Regions from separate parts of the Homo sapiens genome. Here all the other regions are linked to region 5. Evidence: chromatin contacts called from ENCODE Hi-C or POLR2A ChIA-PET data. All regions are on one chromosome and are shown on one strand. The core of a region is the stretch at or near the end of the contact, and the rest is flanking DNA. Distances in the headings are between cores, read along the strand shown.

Region 1 (3,091 bases), core at 121-2,620, 76 kb before region 5:
CACATTTGGCCTGAATCAGTGGCTCCTTCTTTTAACTGGGGCATTCCTAGACATGGTGTTATAAAGTAGAGAGTGGAAAGGTAAAGTCATCATAGCATGGTTATCTGTCTGGACAAGGTCAGAAGTCAGAAATAGGCAAAGAAAATGTTAGAACTGTGAGCAGTGTGAAATGTGTATTTCTCTTGGAAGCACTGGATGAAAGGCAGGGCAGATAGGGAAGCAGGTAAAATAAAGCACTGCTAATATTTCAATTTGGTGTAACATCTACATTTTAAAATAAACCAACTACCAGGACTCAGGACTATTACAAACTACAATTTAAAAAAATTCCAAGTGTGTTTCTAACTAAAACATATGTAATTAAAAAATATTTCCATTTGTTCTGTGGAACTGCCTATCGAACACATATATATAGGTAAGAGAAATGCTACAGGAGACTGACTGTTTCTTCTTTAGAAAACTGTGTTTAGCAGAGGAAAAGAAATCAATGCCTGTATTTTCCATTATGACAAAGCTCATAATTGTCCTTAAATGGACTTTTTGTACTCAAGGCTTATGATTCCAATTTGTCATTAGTGATAACTTGCATCAGTATCTAGAAAAGAGAAAGTTTCAGAGAAGACAAAAAAGTCTTCTATCTTAATTTTCACAGCCATTTATTGATGTGCACATTACTTTCATTCTTTCAACCTAAATTGAATGTAATATGCAAAATAGACTATCTGAATAAGTAGATTATTAGGAAGAAAAAGGTAGCATGAGTCCTGTTCACTATAAGGGAAAGTATATTAAACAAATTATAAATAATATAATTACAAACCATTGTAGATCTACAAAGTATTTCTTGTGTGGTTTACTTAAGGATAGTATAGTCATTTAAGTTGCAAAGAATAGCCACAGAAGGAAGCATACCTATTCTACCTGAATTCTACAGAATTTTCAGTAACAAAAAAAACTGCAGATCCCCTTTCTAATGTTCAATGTGGAAATAAAAAGCCTCGTCCTTTTAGCTATTAAACACCATATCTTTTGATCACTGAGTCTTCCTCTTTTATTTATTTATAGATGTGAAAGAGCAGGTAGAATTATGCACTGCAGGTATCTGAGAATTTCAGTTTCAGAAGGAACAATAAGGATGGTGCCATCCAACCCGGCTATGCCACAGGCAAGACTCACAGAGGTAAAATGAGTGTGCAAAGTCAGGAGCAAATCCAGGGCTGGAATCTGGGGCTTTTCCCATTATCCTAGGCTTGATCTAAGGTCAGCACTGTCTAAGTTAATGAACATACAGTTTTGCAGTTCTAGCAACAGAGCTCAATAAAACTACACTTGTTCTGGTGCACACCAATGAGATCATCCAAGGTCATTATTTCTGTCTTCCAAGCTCTGCAGATCAGCACACTACTGAAACCCAATTAAACCACAAGAGGTGGGGAAACATTAAAAATGAATCATTGACTGTTTAGGGGGAAATAAAAAGACAAGGCTTTCTGAGTCAGCTGAAACTTTCATCAGCCACTGGGCGTACCCTGTGAGCAAAGGAAGTCACAGGGGCCCAATGAGATACCTCTGTCATATTTTTTTCTCCAGATTGTGCTTTCTTGAAGAGATACTGAATTTAAAATGGAGCTATTTGGCAATGACAGGAGTTTAAAGGAGAGAGTTGGGAATTAGACCTTGCACCAAATAATCTACATCCCTGCAAGTGAGTGCGCCGTATTTCAAGCTATTCTGGTTGGCTGAGCAAAGCCCTGCATTTTTGTTAACTCCCTTTAATTAATCTTGTCATAAGTCCTATAGTGAGGTGGATGAACTTTCAAACATTAAACAGTGGAATTACTCACCGGGTGGCTTTTCCCAAACACTCCAACCCCAATTAAAGAGCTGTATTTGGTTTGGGTTTCCTCAAATGGCGCTCCTGTTAACACTCATCAAACACAGGAAAAATAAAACAGCAATTTAACTGTGCCCGCAGTGTGAAAGGCTTGTGCAAATAATCAGCACATTTCTAACCGGTTAGTAATAGGCAGAGTGCAAAAAACAAATGACCAGATTTATACCACTGGGCAGGTCTGAAAGCAATGTTACAGCTGAAATATATTCATTTACAATTTAAAGCAAGGCTTTCAGTGAATAATTGTTTACATAATAGTGAACAGTGCTTGTGCTGCACAACTGGGATCCATTTACAATGTGTTAACCAAATAATGCATGTTTACAAAAGATTTAGAGTTTGTTTTTGGAGAAAAGAATCGTGGTACCCTTGCCAACAAAAGCAGAGCAGTATGTACAGTTAGTAAATCTTTTCTTAGCTGCAAAATTAGCGTCAAGTTGCTTGAGCCCGTAAACTACGTCAGCATAAGTCACTCTCATTAAATTGATGTGTGAAGGTAGTATTCTTAAACAGCAGGTTGCTCCATTCTGATTTTTTTTTTTAATCAGTCAAATAATGAGGTGGGGGTAGAGTTGCTTAACCAGGCCAAGGGAAAAAGAAAGCGGAATCATCTTAAAACGGCCATCCCGGATTTAATAGCCTACAACAAAACCCTAAGCAGGTCAACTTCATGGTTCAGCAATTCCTAAAAGCCTTGTCTACTTCTCCAAAGCTTATCGGTGACGGCTGGTGTATAAGAGCTCCCAATGAGGACTGATTTACAGCACTGAAGGGCTTTGCAGTGACAAAGGAGGGCCAGGGTCCTCGAGTGCTTTCTGTATTTTTAAGATCCCAGAAGATGATGTGGTTCTGTGATAGGAATCTCTTAAACTTTACCATTGACATAAACAGGTCACAGTGCCTGCAAAAGCTTAAGCAGGAGTCAGGAGCAGTCTCTCTCTCTCCTTTTTTTCTGGGTCAGAGTCAGATTTTATCGAGTCAAGCTATCTAATTGAACACAAACCATGTGATAGGACCCAAACAGAGTGTATTAAAAATGAAACAGAAGGAGCCAGGTTTGTCTCAGGCTAGTGCTGTTACACGCGTAAGTTTCAGACATCCCCTGAATACAAAATGATTTTTTTTCCCCCTGCATTGACAAAAGTCCGTCTTGCAGGGGGAAAAAACAGTAGAGAATAAAACAAACAAATCCACACA
Region 2 (3,477 bases), core at 704-3,203, 110 kb after region 5:
GGAATATATTAAAGTAATTAAAATGTGTCAATATGAAAAAGTCCAAACTATAATACTAAATGAGTATTTCATCAAAGATTATGTACCAGGTGACAGTACATATAAAAATGGTAACTATAAATACTATATATTTTTATGGCTACCTATGTAGTGAAAGTATAGAATCCTTTTAAGATATTTTTTAAAAACTCTAAATTTAGGACAATAGTTGCTACTGGGGAGAAAAGAGCTTGAAATGGGAATGTAGAAATATACCAGAGACTTTACCATTTTATGATGCAAAAATGTCAAAATGATAACATGTCTTAAATTTGCAGGAGAGTACATAAGAATTTGCTAAATAGTTTGGGGTTAAGTAATTCAGAAATGAAAATTAAAAATTAATAGAGGTACTTAGAGTTTAAAGTAATAAATGCTGTATCAGATATCTTCAAAAGCGTTTATAAGAAAACATTTTATGATGTATTTTACATTATAGATATTTTAAATTTAATGAGGGAAAGTGCTGTTCTCTTGGATGACTAAGTAAGCAGGAATTTTGTGCAGTTATGATTAGAACCACTGGACCCAGCAAGAAAAGTATGCTTGATCAACAGATAATTGGGAGAAAGGCTCTGGATCCCATTTATCAATTCATTTAGCAATTACAAATTGAGCGTCTGCCATGTTCTTAGCAACAATCCAGGTGCTAAATATCTAAACAGACAAAAGTTCTTGCCATCATGAAACTCACATATGCATAGGTAGAGAAAGAAAACTGGCATAATAGATAAGCAAAATTTGAAGACAATGTGTGCATACAGAAGGAGGGCGAGTAGAACATGGCTCCAAGGGTAGCAATATGAGGGAGCGCGGGTGGAAGCATGTTGTGGTATTAAAGAGAGGGTGGCCAGGATAGTCTCATTGAGAAGCTGACTTCTTGGCAAAGACTTAACAAAGAGTTGAGGGGACAATCTATATAGGTATATGGAGGACCAATTAGGCAAAAAAATCAAGGCAAAGGCCCTGAGGCAGGAATATACATGATTTATTCAACAAAAAGCAGGAAGACAAATGTGGCTGAAGCAAAGAGAAATAGAGGAAGTAGATGGTATCAGAGAGGAAACTGGCCCAGAAAACACCACAGAGAAAGAGAAGAAATGTTGAAAGATATTTGTTTCCTTTGACATTTTCATCTGGGAAGGTGTATGCCCTTCTACCCATCTCAACACTCTTTCTAGGGTCTCTCAGTTCACACTTTGTTCTTTCTTTGATGGAGGTAGCAAAATAGGAGTGATGAAGAGGATGCTGTCAGACTCTAGAGAAGGAAAAGACACGACAAAAGATGACCATTGCCTTGGCTTGTACTTTTCTCTGCTTGCCTCTTCACTTTTAACTTCACAACCCTAGAAAACTGTTTCTCTTAACTTCACAGTTATAAATGTTTGGTAAAATTGGGCTGGATACATACAATTTCTGTTTACAGGTGTCTTTTCAAGCACATGTCACTTAAAGTGTTCATAAAAAGGAAACATTGGAATTTGAGTATTGGGAAAAATAATTGCTGCATCCTTTGATGAAACTAATTGGTTAGGGGACCTTCAGAGAAGTTTTTTTTTTTTTTTTTTTTTTTTTTTGGAAAATAAACAGCAATAAAATTTTATCCTATCTGATTCTCATTCTTTTCTACATAGATGTTAAGTTCCTTTTAGTTTCTGAAAAGGAAGATTGTAGTCCTGTCTGATGTGACTATTACATTGGTGCACAAGCTTTAACCTTCCAATTTAAACTTTAGTTATAACTACTTTCTACAGCATAGAAATGTCGAGTGCTGGGTTTTTGTTCACTATTGTAGAATGCTCATTGAAGAGGCACTTGGGTACATTTTGTTCAAAGTCACTGGGACTTCCATCAGTGCAAGATTTCGGCAGTGTCTACAAAATGAACATTTGGTCTGATGTAGCGTGCTGTGACCCACAGCTGCAACAACCAGCTGCGTCTGCTCAAACTTCAGCCATCAGCCAGCTCAGTCGTGTAACGGAATCTTAGTCACAGAATGCCTCCATAACAATGGCTTTCACAAGGTCATTTTAGAAAAAGAAACTATGCTTAGTATGAACAGTTGCAAAAATACAAGACTTCAAGGGACTTGAGTATAACAAAAATGAGATACAACTGGTGTTTTACATGGACTAAATGCAGAAAAAGCATGAAAAAAAAAAACCTTACTTTGCAGTTTAATCCAATACTATTTTTAATGCATAAATTGTAGACTAGCAAATGGAATCACTACTGACTCAAGGAACAAAGATTAGGAATATACAAAATACAGATATCCATACAAACTTGAATGGTTGAGATCTCAAAATTTCACAAGGTGGATTAGATTTGCCACCTAAGGAAACTTCTAAGGATATCAGAAACTAACACAAGATTTGGAAATATGTTGGAAGAGAAGGTTTAATTCACATGAGAAAATATGATTATAGTGTCACTAAACATTAAACATATATTATCATCTTTGTACTAATAGCATAAAGTATAGAATAACTGTGTTAAAAATTTGGAAAATGTCCCTGTGACTAATGAGTAATTCTAAAAAAGAACTGGATAGTGCAAATCATTCAACATCCAAGTAAAAAAGTACTTTGATTCTAAATTACTGGACTTTGTTTTTATAAAAAATATTACAGAAGTAGAGATATAATTTCTCACTGCAGTATCACACCAGACCACTCTGGATATAAATAGTCTGTTGGGAACTGACCAAAGCCACTTTGTTCATTTCCTTTTATCATGTTCTTTATGGCAGATAGCATATCCTTTCACAGAAAGAGATAGGTAAGTGCCGTAGGCCTTCCCCGCAGTTATTTTGATGTGAGGTATAGAGATACAAGGAAAACAAAAGTCAGACCAAATCTGGTATTCATAAAAACACATGGTTGGGTGCAATGGCTCACACGTATAGTCATAAGACCTTGGGAGGCCAAGGCTGGCCAATTGCTTGAGCCCAGTAGTTCAAGACCAGCCTGGGCAACAAGTCCCGCCCTTCCAGTTCAAACCGATGTAAATCTTACGTGTATTGGTTGATGTATTATGTCTCCCTAAAATGTATAAAAGCAAGCTGTACCGCAATCACCTTGGGCACATGTCCTCAGGACCTCCTGAGGCTATGTCACAGGCACTTCCTTAACCTTGGTGAAATAAACTTTCTAAATTGATTCAGACTTGTCTCCGATACTCTTTGGTTTACACCCATCTCACCAATATTTTATAATAATTGCATTTTAACAATTATTTCCTGTTATTCCAGGTTTGTATTATATATTTGACAGCTTGGTTAGTTGACAAATATTCTATAAAGTTTTCTTATATTTCATGGTGAGGTATGAATTTTAATAGCATTGTTTGGCAATCTTTGTGGCTATTTAATGTTTGTATTTAATTTCACTTTATGTGAAATTAGTATTACCGGTTGTATAGTTTTCTCTGTAAGAG
Region 3 (3,229 bases), core at 637-3,136, 91 kb after region 5:
TTTTTTTTTTTTTTATGATAGAGACTTCCCCCAAAAGGGGAATGATTTCCTTAGCTGCAAGTTGTGGTTGTGGTTGTTGTTGTTAACCATGCAGCACAATAATATATTCCTAAGTTTGTTTTCTTCAATGTTTTACACTACTAAGATTAATAAAAGAAATGCTTTTAGGCTGTTGTTTCAATTACAGTATACTAGAAAGTGCTAGAGGAAAACAGAAACAAAAATCTATGGCTATGGGGCACTTCTTGAAATAAAAATGTCTTGCCCTCTCTTTATTCTGGCAAAATAGGAAAAGAAAAATACTCTGTGCTGGCAAGGGGCAAGTTCAGGCATTTAATGGATCTTTTTGTCAGCTGTCATTTGTTTCTACCAAGTGCTACATACCCTTTACCGTAGATGAATACTCCTTATGTCTACAGAAAGACCCAGGGTGGCTCGGGGTGCGTTGTAGGCATTTCAAAGTCATTCTTCCTTTACATCTCTGCCTGTGTTCAAGTGCCTATTTTCAATTTGCAGTTGTGCTGGGAAAACGTTTTGATTCTTGATTTAGAATGTGCACTCCCAGAAGGTTCCAAGAGAGTTTCAGGCAGAGAGATAAAGCTTGTCTCTTTATGCTGCTTTCTAGCGTGTGCTCTGTGGCAATAATACACACCCCACACTGTGCTTATATCCCTGGTTTTATGAAAGTCAGTCCAATGCCTATTTGGTGAATCTTTTGACATGCAAGTACTGTTCCCTGAGGAAGAAAGCTAGTTGCAGCACTTTCTCTCTCCTCCTCTCTTTGTTTTCCATGTTATACATAATTCTTAGGAAAACCGTAGTGTGAAATGCACCGGAGAAACTAAAATCGCAATGAAAAAGTCAGCTGTAAACGGTATATCTGACATTGCTCACTACAGTAAAAAGACCCCATTTTATGAACATAATAAGGCTCAGGTTCTATGCTTTGAGCTAGGGTGAAACAAACACATAGGCATCAACCAGCTGAGTCCCAAATTACCTAGGCCAACTGAGGACCCACAGACTTTTTTCCCAGGTGATATGATGGCAAATAAATCAAGTTCAAGAAAGCTGAGTGAAAGTTCAAATACATTATATGCTAAGGCTGTTAAGCCAAGAACATACAATCAGACTCTGTCTGTAGCCAGGGAGTTTGAGCTCACCTCAAAAACAGCCTTTCATCTAATGAAATGTTAAAAAGACTTCCAAAAATTTTACCACTGTTGCCAAAATCTATCTTTCATCGCTTGAGCAAATTGCTGTAAACTTGTTGGAGAGGATTTTCTATATTTATGCAGAATGTTGTCATCTACATGTTGGTATTTGCTAGATTTTATTTCATAACATTTTTTTCTCCAATCAAACTAGCTGGATTGAATTTCAAAATTGAGCTCTCTTTTTAGTGGTGGTGGAGAGGGGGGAGGTTGTAGAGCATCAAATCAAAATCTAATGAAGTTTCTAATGATCAAATAAATAATCACTTGACATTTATTGCCATGTTTGGCAATCTGCAGAAATGGAATAGAGTAGATATGCCTACAGCCCCATTTCCCATAGATTTACATTATGCTACCACACAGAATTAAGCTGACATAAGCTCTTTAAGACTCACTAAAGCAGCAGATTTTACACAACTTGTTTAGATTTTTTTTTTCCTTCTCCATGATCCCATATTCCCTGAATAAATCTTTCTATCCATTTTCCATTCCTTGTTCTTTTGAGAGGCCTGCTGGAGCTTCCCCTTGATGTCATTTCAGGCTATAACCCTGCAGTTTGCGTTTATCTTAGCTGTAAAATGCAACAGTAATTTATATGCTCCCTTACTCCTGCTTCCTCCGAGGCACTGGCTGCCAGCTGTCTACCCAGCAGTTTAAAGAAAGAGCTGTAATGAGCGAGAGTGCAGCAGGAGAGGGGCGGCGCCACATCACATCAGAGGCTTTTATTTCTGCTTCCTCAGTGAGCACTGGATCCACATAAATGGCATTTTCTGGCGCTGACTGGCTGCAGCATAAAGTCCTTCCTCCCCTGCACCTCCACCTTCCCGCTCTCACCTCACACCAGCCTTATGGGGACAGGCTTCATCATCTCTTCCTTTTATTTCTGACTTAAGGAGAACAGAGCAAAAAGATGAGACAAAGCCTGGGGCAGCTGTGATGCTGCAGTGTAGGGTGTGAGATCCTAGTGCAAACCTTGCCCCTCAGCACCAAGAACATGCTCTTGGAGCTGTGAGACAAAGCTTCCCAAGAGCTTGATGCACTCAACATCCTTAGATTTTTAGCTGGGCTATTGAGATGTTTTTTTTTTTAATGTAATTCAGTTGAGGTTTAGTCTCTTTAAAAATAATCCAATAGTAGGGTTATTTGCCTTGAGTTTTGTAAAAAATAAAAATAAAAAAAATAGGACAAAGCCATTTTAGTTTAGTTCTGCCTCCAGAATCTGTTCCCCTGGCACTCTCTTCCTCTCCCATATTCTGTTTTTGGGGGTACATAAAATATGCCCCTTTTCATGCACAGGAACCCACACAAGTTCAGGGAATAAAATTCAGCATAAAGCAGCCACAAAGGAGTTTCCTTTATGCTACTAAAATTAGACAGCTCTCTTTTGCCAGTCCACTGAAAACAATCCCAATTTAACAAAAGGAAAGGAAAAGATTTTAAAGCCTGTCTATATGTTTAATATTAAGACTGGCACTAGGTAGAAGATAGAGCACACACTGGCAAAGGATCGGCTCCTTTTCTGTGATATTCCTGAATGTGTTGACTATTAACATCTCCAAGGAAGACCTTGTCACTTTAGGATTCTTATCTCTCACATTCCCTTTAGCTTTGTGTAATCTTGATTTTTGTCCAAAGCTGGTGTTTCTTGGCAGAGACTGGCAAAGCAAAAGCTAGGAGCCGTGTTGAAGGAGGCTGAGCTTCAGATCAGTGGATCAATCTGAAGGAAGGGTGTGAGCAACAGTTAACTCTTGCAAGTACTGGTCCTTCCTTAATTCAGTCGCAGCAGAGAGGTTTTAATATTTTTCTTTCTTTGGTCAAGTTCATGGCCACAATTATATTTTCTACTGAGAAATGATTTACTAGTCTGACAAAGACTTCAAATATCTTTTTTGTGACTCTTATTATTTATTCTTCTATAGCTGAAAAAATATCAGAAAGGTTCTTATGTTTAGAAGATGTAAATTTCCCTGAGGTTTCACAGCAAGGATGGAAATAATAGCTTCTTTCTAACA
Region 4 (3,511 bases), core at 1-2,500, 75 kb after region 5:
TAATCTATTGCCAGATCTGACTTCATTGATGTGAATTCCAGTGCTAAACCTGCACACATCTCAAGATTATAGATGGCAGATGGATGGCACTAAAGATAGCTCTAGATACAGAGAAATTCTGTCTTTATCTCCTTATCATTTTCTTATGTCAGATGTAGAACATTTGAAAGATCAATTTGAGAAGTGGGGTAGTACACCAAAAACTCCCCTGGGGGGAAAAAAACACAAAATTTAAATCTAAGTCCAGCAATGAGATATTACTAGAAATTTCCTCATATGCAAATTAAATACAATAATTATTTTTCTTCTTATTTCTCTCTGTGGAGAATGGAATCATAACAGTTATGTATGTTGGAGGAGAAAGCAGGAAGTGGGAAAGAGTCATATTACGAGGTCTTGTTGGGAATAGCTCCTGCCTGTGGCTTCTGTACAGGCTCCTGCAAGTATTCGAAACAGGGGGAACAAGGCCACTCCGATATTACCAGTACTCTTTTTGACAGACATTTAAAATGTGCACTGCATAAAGAGTGTCTTTACATTTGTTTACACATCCACACACACACACATATGCAAGCACACACATATGCACTGATCTCTTTGTTGTGCTCTAGAAGAATATATCTGTTTCTTCACATAGTATTTTCAAAAGACTTTAAAAAATTTTGGGGGGAAACCAGTCAATCAGTTTAAATAATGGCCTATTTGAAATTTCCCTGATAGAGTATTCTAACATGCCCATTCAGAAAACTGTACACAACTGCAGTCAGAGCAAACAAAGACAATTTGCTCTTACAATGAAGTAGCTTAATGCTTTCCTTAAAGGTGTAACTTGATTAATTTGTTTTATGAGGCTAAGCAGGATGATCCAAGAAGAAAGGTGCCATGTAACTGCAGCACATTATTATTCATTATAATAAAGGCCATGGTAATAACAACTCAATGATAGAATATTAATAGACTTTATAGCAATGGCACAATGGAATTTCCAGAAGGCAGCAAGCAACTTTAAAGAAAATCGGATAGGGACCTCTCATGGCGAGAAACGAATCTTGTATATCCTAGGAAAAATGAAACGAAGATTGGCTATCTTTCATTCTCTTCCAGCTTTACATTTACATTGGCAGCAGAAGCTCACATCTGTGGAAGAACACCCATGCCCTTTCCCAATGGATTCAGGAAGAAGTTACTCCTATCAGCTTGTGTTTAATGTTATGAATCAGACTTGCTTGTCAGCATCATGATTCATGACGGTGAACAGAGAGTGTGTGGAGCCTGCATTTCTGTGGGTTGGGAATAGATAAGAGTATTTAGACAGCTTTCATATCCAGTCTCAGCCAGTCTTGCTGGATAAAAAAGAAACTTCAGAATATTCTCCAGATCTACTACAGACTCAGAGTGAGATCCAGGGAGATGAATCATTACTTGCTGAAGGCAAGTGTCAGGAATATATAATTGAAGACTCCATGAGCAACCTTGATGAAAAATTCAGTTCTTGTGTGTGAATTAAAAATGCACAAAATTCTAAACAAAAATTAGAGATCTCTGTTGGAGAGATATTCTATATGTCTGTCCTAATGGGCTAGTGAAAAACTATCTTAGGGAGAGAACATTTATGCACATGTATATAATCCTTGTCATTGAATGAGGTGACAATTTTTCTTTATTCAGCAACAAATGTCTTTACCCATGGTTTGAATTCCACTCTTAGTAACCACACCTGATGACATGGCCCTAAATTTACTCTCTTTGGCTACTCGACAATTATTAGGCACCTATGATGTGCAAGATATTATGAGCTAGGTTGTAGAGATACAAATTGTAAAGATAGCATAAGCACAAAAAATCCCTTAGATTAAAAAGTATATACTTCCCCCCACCAAAATGTTATAGTAAACATAGTGTGCAAAAAGCTTGAGAAACCAAGGAGGGCATTTCCGAGGAGGTCTGATGGTGAGAGAGGTTGCTTCTGAGGACTATCATTTGAATTTGGTTTTGTGGAACGATTAAGAACTTGACATTTGGACAAAAGGGGAAAGGAAGAAGAGGCATTTTTGGTTAGAAGAATCGTGCATACAAAATCATGGCGCGAAATAGAATGGGTTATATTAGACGAATAGCTAGTGCATCAGAGTGCTGGAATATAGGACTTATTGCTGAAATGGAGGAGGAAGGGTGGATGAAACTAAAAGAGGTGGTTGGTGAAACTTGCTAAGACGTGAAAATTTTAAATTGTTATGTATTTTTTTTATTTTTTATTATACTTAAGTTGAATCATGTGTTGGAAATACAATGCCAATGGAAAGCGGTTAGGAAGCAGATGACAAAAGAATTGAGAAGAATTGACTAAGTTCTCCAGAATGAATGAGGCAAATGAGAATGAGAGGCAAGGGAAGGAATGAAATTGGAAAATATGTTAGAAATGAAATTGAAAGTATTGAGTCACGTAGATAACAGACAAAGGAGTCTGGATTTTTCTCAAGTTACTCTGTAAACAAGACTGCTTTTAGGGAGGAAGGTAGTGGAGTGGCAGAGATATGGTAAAGAGATTGGCCTGAAGCACATTGAGAGAGTGCGTCCAGGTGGAGATGGGATCAGCTTGAGGTTGGGGGTAAGTTCTGGACTGACTGAGGATTTGGGAGTCAGCAACACAGTGATAACCATTCATGCCAAGGCTATAATAGACTACCCAGGATCACATATTGGCAGAGAAGGGAGTAGAATACAAAAAGCAAGTCCATGCTAATGAGAAATGTGTTAACTTTGCTCTGTTCCTCCACTGAGTCTGAAAAGAGGAAGGGCATGGATTTGACTCATCGACAATGCTGACTCCTCCAACTCTCTTGGGTTCCTTCATGTGTCTTCTACACTTATTATTTACACACACATATGAGTATGTCAGACTTTACTGAGGCATTCAAGGATACAACAAGTTCACAACATATGAAGAAAAGATTTTGAATCCATCATTGTTCAAGGGAAAAGCAGTCTAGAAGCTAAACTTTTCATGAAGTGTATTCTCAAGATGACACCCCCATTCTTAACTTTGCTCAACATTCTTTCCAAGAGAGTCTCCCCTAAATATGCTACATAGATTACAGCTGTCTTTTAAAATATAGAACTTACTTCCCAAAAGGTTTGGTCTTCTCTTAGGAATTCTTCCTCCTCTTCCAGCAAAACATTTCTGCACATCTGAGTTATTTAGTCTAAAATAATACACCCTGTGGGACTTAGATGAAATAATTCAGGGTGAAAATAAGCATTCCAAGTCTAGTCTTCTTCAATTCTCTTTATGAGTTTGGTGTGTACATATAGCTCTTTCATTTTTTGAGTGTCCAGTGATTAATTGTTGCTACCTTCCTATCTCTTAAATTACATATGTCAGAAAGTGCTATTTATTCTTCTAGTTTAACTAATATTTAAGAATTATGCCAGTTAAACAGATTGAAGAGAAATAGTCAAATGAAAAAAACAAGAAATGAAAGCTTCAACAGGCGTGTATTCAAGAGCGGAA
Region 5 (3,188 bases), core at 680-3,179:
ATTAGCTGGGCGTGCTGGCACACACCTGTAGTCCCAGCTACTTGGGAGGCTGAGGCAGGAGAATCGCTTGAACCTGGGAAGCAGAGGTTGCAGTGAGCCAAGATCATGCCACTGCACTCCAGCCTGGGTGACAGGCGGGAGACTCCGTCTCAAACTAAATAAATAAATAAATAAAAATAAATAAAATAAAATAATTATTTCAACAAATATTTCAGGGCATGTGTGCCAGAGGACTATTTTAGGCACTCGGATGAACTAGGGAGGAAGAACTAAGGAGACAGAGTCCTTGCTCTCGTGGAGCTTTTAATATTGAAGACGAGACATTCTTTATACTTATTTTTTCTTAGTAACTCAGTAAAAAATCCATGGGATAAGAAATTCTGCTTGAGACTTAGAAGGTAAAATTGACCATGGGAAATTAAGCCACATATATCATTTTGTATTTAACATTCAGTAGGTACATGTTGTAAAAGGTGCTATAGACACTTTTTGGAGTTTGAGAAGACACAGGACCTGCTCTTAAGGAACTCTAATTTAAAATGGGAAGCAGAACAAAAACATATTTTAATGTGCTTATACACATAGATGGATTAAAAAGTTTTGACTAAATTTGTGTGTTTTTTAAAAATTTAAATCAACCAAGTAACCAGGTAATGAATGCATAGCAACAGATACATTAAATCCGAACAGTTTAATGGGTTTTAGTTGAGAACTGAGCTGGAGCAACATACGTAGGATTCAACTAATTCAGAAAACTTAAAGGGCCCGAGGCTAGATTGTATTTATTTTCCTTTTTGTTTTTCCAGGATTAAAGGGTACACAGCATTTTTTTTCTAAATCTGGAAAAGATATCATTTATCTAATCTTAGGAAATTGTGCTGAATTTGGGGGAAGTTTTATCCCAAAGTCTAAACATAGAGCTTTAAGCACATACATAGGCATTCATTAACACAAAATTGAATTCAGGAGAAATGTGATGAGAACCTGACATGTGTCAAGCCTTTCTGCTGTATGCTAAATATTTATGATAAATGTCATAGCAGCTGTCTTCAAACATAAAAAGCAAACATCAGAGCAGTGTAAGCCTAAAGGGTTAGGCAGGTCAAGGTCAACGGGCTGAACAGAATATGGTGAGTGGCTCTTGGGTATTCTTCCATCTACAAGGAGAGATTATACCAGGAAAAGGTAACCTCTACTGCACCAGCAGCTCCTTCCACTAGCCACTGGGGAATTAAAATAAAAGGTAAAGAAGGCCTTCTTTTGGATCCACAGCAGTAACAACAGCAATACCAATAATTAACGCAAGCTATTGTTTGTTGAGGGCTAACCTTGTTCCTCATTCCCTTTGTTAATGGCTTACGTTCATGAACTTCTTTAATCTTAAAAAGAGCCCTGCAAAAGTAGATATTACCACTATCTCCATTTCATATGTGAGGACACAGACAGAGAGTAGCCATTTGCTCAAGATTGCCAAGCCAAGAAGGGTTCCATGAGTGTTTAAACCTAGAAGTAAGTCTGAAGCTTAGCCCCTTATTCATGGCACTAAATTTCCAGGGACTTGACTGATGCTCTGGCATTTTTGGTGGTTTGGAGGGAGGGAGGCAGTGATTCATCACTCTTTACCCAGCCCGTTGTTTTCCCCGGGTTTTGCAAGAGATCATGTTTAAGGTCAACTGGTTATCACCTGCCTAGACGCTAGTGATTTACAATTATTTCTTTATTAAGAAAATGCTTGGTGTGTGAGTGGTCTCTCTCTGAAAAAATGCCAACAGGAAGGCCTTGTCAGATTTTTGGCAGATACACATTTAAACACATAAAAACAAGTTTAAACACTATCATTTATGCATAATTCTTTCTTGGCATCATCTCTCACTTGCCACAATTTGCAGCCAGAAAACACTTATTTCTACTTTTCTTACTCTAGAAATAATCCAGCCTTAAGTGGATCTAATTCCTTCCCAGAAGAGAAACAGCCTTGTCAGGACTTGGTTGTGTGTGCTGTGTTTGAGGCATCAAGGTTTCCATTTACGGCACAGCTGCACGGACTCCGAAAGCTGGTGCTGAGCCAGAGCTCTGTACCCACTGAGATCTGTAGTCTGGAATGATAAACACACAGCTGCCTGTGGCGAGGGCCACAGGCATAATAGATGGCCACATCTCAACCAGAGTCAAGCGAAGCCTACACAAATCATTAATCCAACTGCTTATATGTTAAATATCACAAACTGTGTACGAAATGGTGAGCTATCTCAGTGGAAGGAGGGGAAAATGGCAGAGGCAATTTAAGGAAACAGGAGAGTAAGTGGCTGTAAGTCCTCTGCAAAGTCCTGCTCTAGAGCTGATTTACTGCCACCAAGCCCTCTTGCTGCAAATAGTTCATAAAGCCTATGACCTGAGTACTTGCCCACGGGACCACAATAACATTTATCTAGCATAAATTAATGTGTTTCAACCACTAATTCAATTTGGCTGTCTCATTCTTCTGGTTTTGGCAAAGCCTAGCCTTGCTATAAAGTCACTCCGTGACTCACACGAATGGCTGTGTTTGTTAAGGAGTCACACACCACTAGGAACAAAGAGTGCTGTTAGTTGAGTAGTCATAAAATATACCTCCCGAGCACATTTGGAGCTGTGCTAATTGAAACTTCCTCTTTAGAGGAGCCTGATCAAAACCAGCTGTAGGAGTCAAGCAGGAACAGATTTCAACATTACATTAAAAGCCCAACAAATTCAGTAAGAGCAGCCTCTGAGAGAAGAGGGCATTCCAGCCTGAACAAATGCTCTAATTGCCTCCTGACATGCTGCAAAGAAAGCTTGTGACCTGAGCCTGGAGAGCTGTGGAGAGAAACTTCTCCATAAGATTTGAAAAAAAGCAACCTCTAGGGCAGTTCTCCTCATAAAATTCCAGATCTGCCAACATTCTCAAGTAACACATGTGAAAACCCACAAAAGCTGAGTGAATTTAGGCAAATGAAGTGATATATTGTTCTGAAAGGGGAAAAACAGAGCTTAAGTATTTTCAATGGTAATATGACCTTTTATGGACATCCCTTTAGTATTGAAAACAAAAACAAAACCTCCAACTCACAGAGGAACAAACAAAATACAAATAAGAAGCAAAAGCCTGGATGAATCGCAAAGAAAAGACACAGAGTGTATTTAAAGACAAAAAATGAGAGCTGTCTCTT

What was found. Hi-C counts contacts between places; a loop is a spot of excess contacts on that map. ChIA-PET counts read pairs that join two places held with the same protein, here RNA polymerase II (POLR2A). Pooled maps may share reads with other maps.
Region 1: a loop to region 5 is called in a map of PC-3, with 9 times the contacts of the local background. The contact joins two enhancer-like sites. A Hi-C loop is called at or near these places in 25 of 168 maps with a recorded cell type or tissue (A673, Calu3, IMR-90 and 18 more) and 20 of 50 pooled maps. POLR2A ChIA-PET finds 5 or more read pairs at or near these places in 9 of 52 experiments (A549, AG04449, AG04450 and 6 more).
Region 2: a map of cardiac septum shows a loop between it and region 5 (2.1-fold over the local background). The contact joins two enhancer-like sites. A Hi-C loop is called at or near these places in 5 of 168 maps with a recorded cell type or tissue (cardiac septum, esophagus muscularis mucosa, heart right ventricle and 2 more) and 7 of 50 pooled maps. POLR2A ChIA-PET finds 5 or more read pairs at or near these places in 2 of 52 experiments (AG04450 and MCF 10A).
Region 3: a loop to region 5 is called in a map of dorsolateral prefrontal cortex, with 2.0 times the contacts of the local background. The contact joins two enhancer-like sites. A Hi-C loop is called at or near these places in 5 of 168 maps with a recorded cell type or tissue (dorsolateral prefrontal cortex, esophagus muscularis mucosa, heart right ventricle and 2 more) and 11 of 50 pooled maps. POLR2A ChIA-PET finds 5 or more read pairs at or near these places in 3 of 52 experiments (AG04450, HEK293T and SK-N-SH).
Region 4: a map of endothelial cell of umbilical vein shows a loop between it and region 5 (2.9-fold over the local background). The contact joins two enhancer-like sites. A Hi-C loop is called at or near these places in 2 of 168 maps with a recorded cell type or tissue (Calu3 and endothelial cell of umbilical vein) and 4 of 50 pooled maps. POLR2A ChIA-PET finds 5 or more read pairs at or near these places in 5 of 52 experiments (A549, AG04450, MCF 10A and 2 more).

What each region holds. Positions count from the first base shown.
Region 1 is chr5:125,407,426-125,410,516 of GRCh38, forward strand. No RefSeq gene overlaps it. Among named protein-coding and RNA genes, the nearest start is that of LINC02240, 84 kb to the right of the region's middle. Within about 2 kb of position 1,371, at least 8 of the 41 ENCODE cell types and tissues checked have a DNase peak (open chromatin) inside an H3K27ac peak, as active enhancers do; they include PC-3, Panc1, endothelial cell of umbilical vein and 1 more, where a contact is called at or near this core.
Region 2 is chr5:125,593,303-125,596,779 of GRCh38, forward strand. All of the region lies in intron 3 of LINC02240 (long intergenic non-protein coding RNA 2240), which reads left to right. The region is part of intron 8 of LOC124901056 (a long non-coding RNA gene); the gene reads right to left. Among named protein-coding and RNA genes, the nearest start is that of LINC02240, 100 kb to the left of the region's middle. Within about 2 kb of position 1,954, at least 3 of the 41 ENCODE cell types and tissues checked have a DNase peak (open chromatin) inside an H3K27ac peak, as active enhancers do.
Region 3 is chr5:125,574,170-125,577,398 of GRCh38, forward strand. The region is part of intron 3 of LINC02240 (long intergenic non-protein coding RNA 2240); the gene reads left to right. The region is part of intron 8 of LOC124901056 (a long non-coding RNA gene); the gene reads right to left. Among named protein-coding and RNA genes, the nearest start is that of LINC02240, 83 kb to the left of the region's middle. RefSeq lists a silencer at 2,587-2,881. Within about 2 kb of position 1,887, at least 4 of the 41 ENCODE cell types and tissues checked have a DNase peak (open chromatin) inside an H3K27ac peak, as active enhancers do; they include dorsolateral prefrontal cortex, where a contact is called at or near this core.
Region 4 is chr5:125,558,226-125,561,736 of GRCh38, forward strand. The region is part of intron 3 of LINC02240 (long intergenic non-protein coding RNA 2240); the gene reads left to right. All of the region lies in intron 8 of LOC124901056 (a long non-coding RNA gene), which reads right to left. Among named protein-coding and RNA genes, the nearest start is that of LINC02240, 67 kb to the left of the region's middle. Within about 2 kb of position 1,251, at least 2 of the 41 ENCODE cell types and tissues checked have a DNase peak (open chromatin) inside an H3K27ac peak, as active enhancers do; they include endothelial cell of umbilical vein, where a contact is called at or near this core.
Region 5 is chr5:125,482,787-125,485,974 of GRCh38, forward strand. The region is part of intron 8 of LOC124901056 (a long non-coding RNA gene); the gene reads right to left. Among named protein-coding and RNA genes, the nearest start is that of LINC02240, 8.9 kb to the right of the region's middle. Within about 2 kb of position 1,930, at least 26 of the 41 ENCODE cell types and tissues checked have a DNase peak (open chromatin) inside an H3K27ac peak, as active enhancers do; they include PC-3, Panc1, dorsolateral prefrontal cortex and 2 more, where a contact is called at or near this core.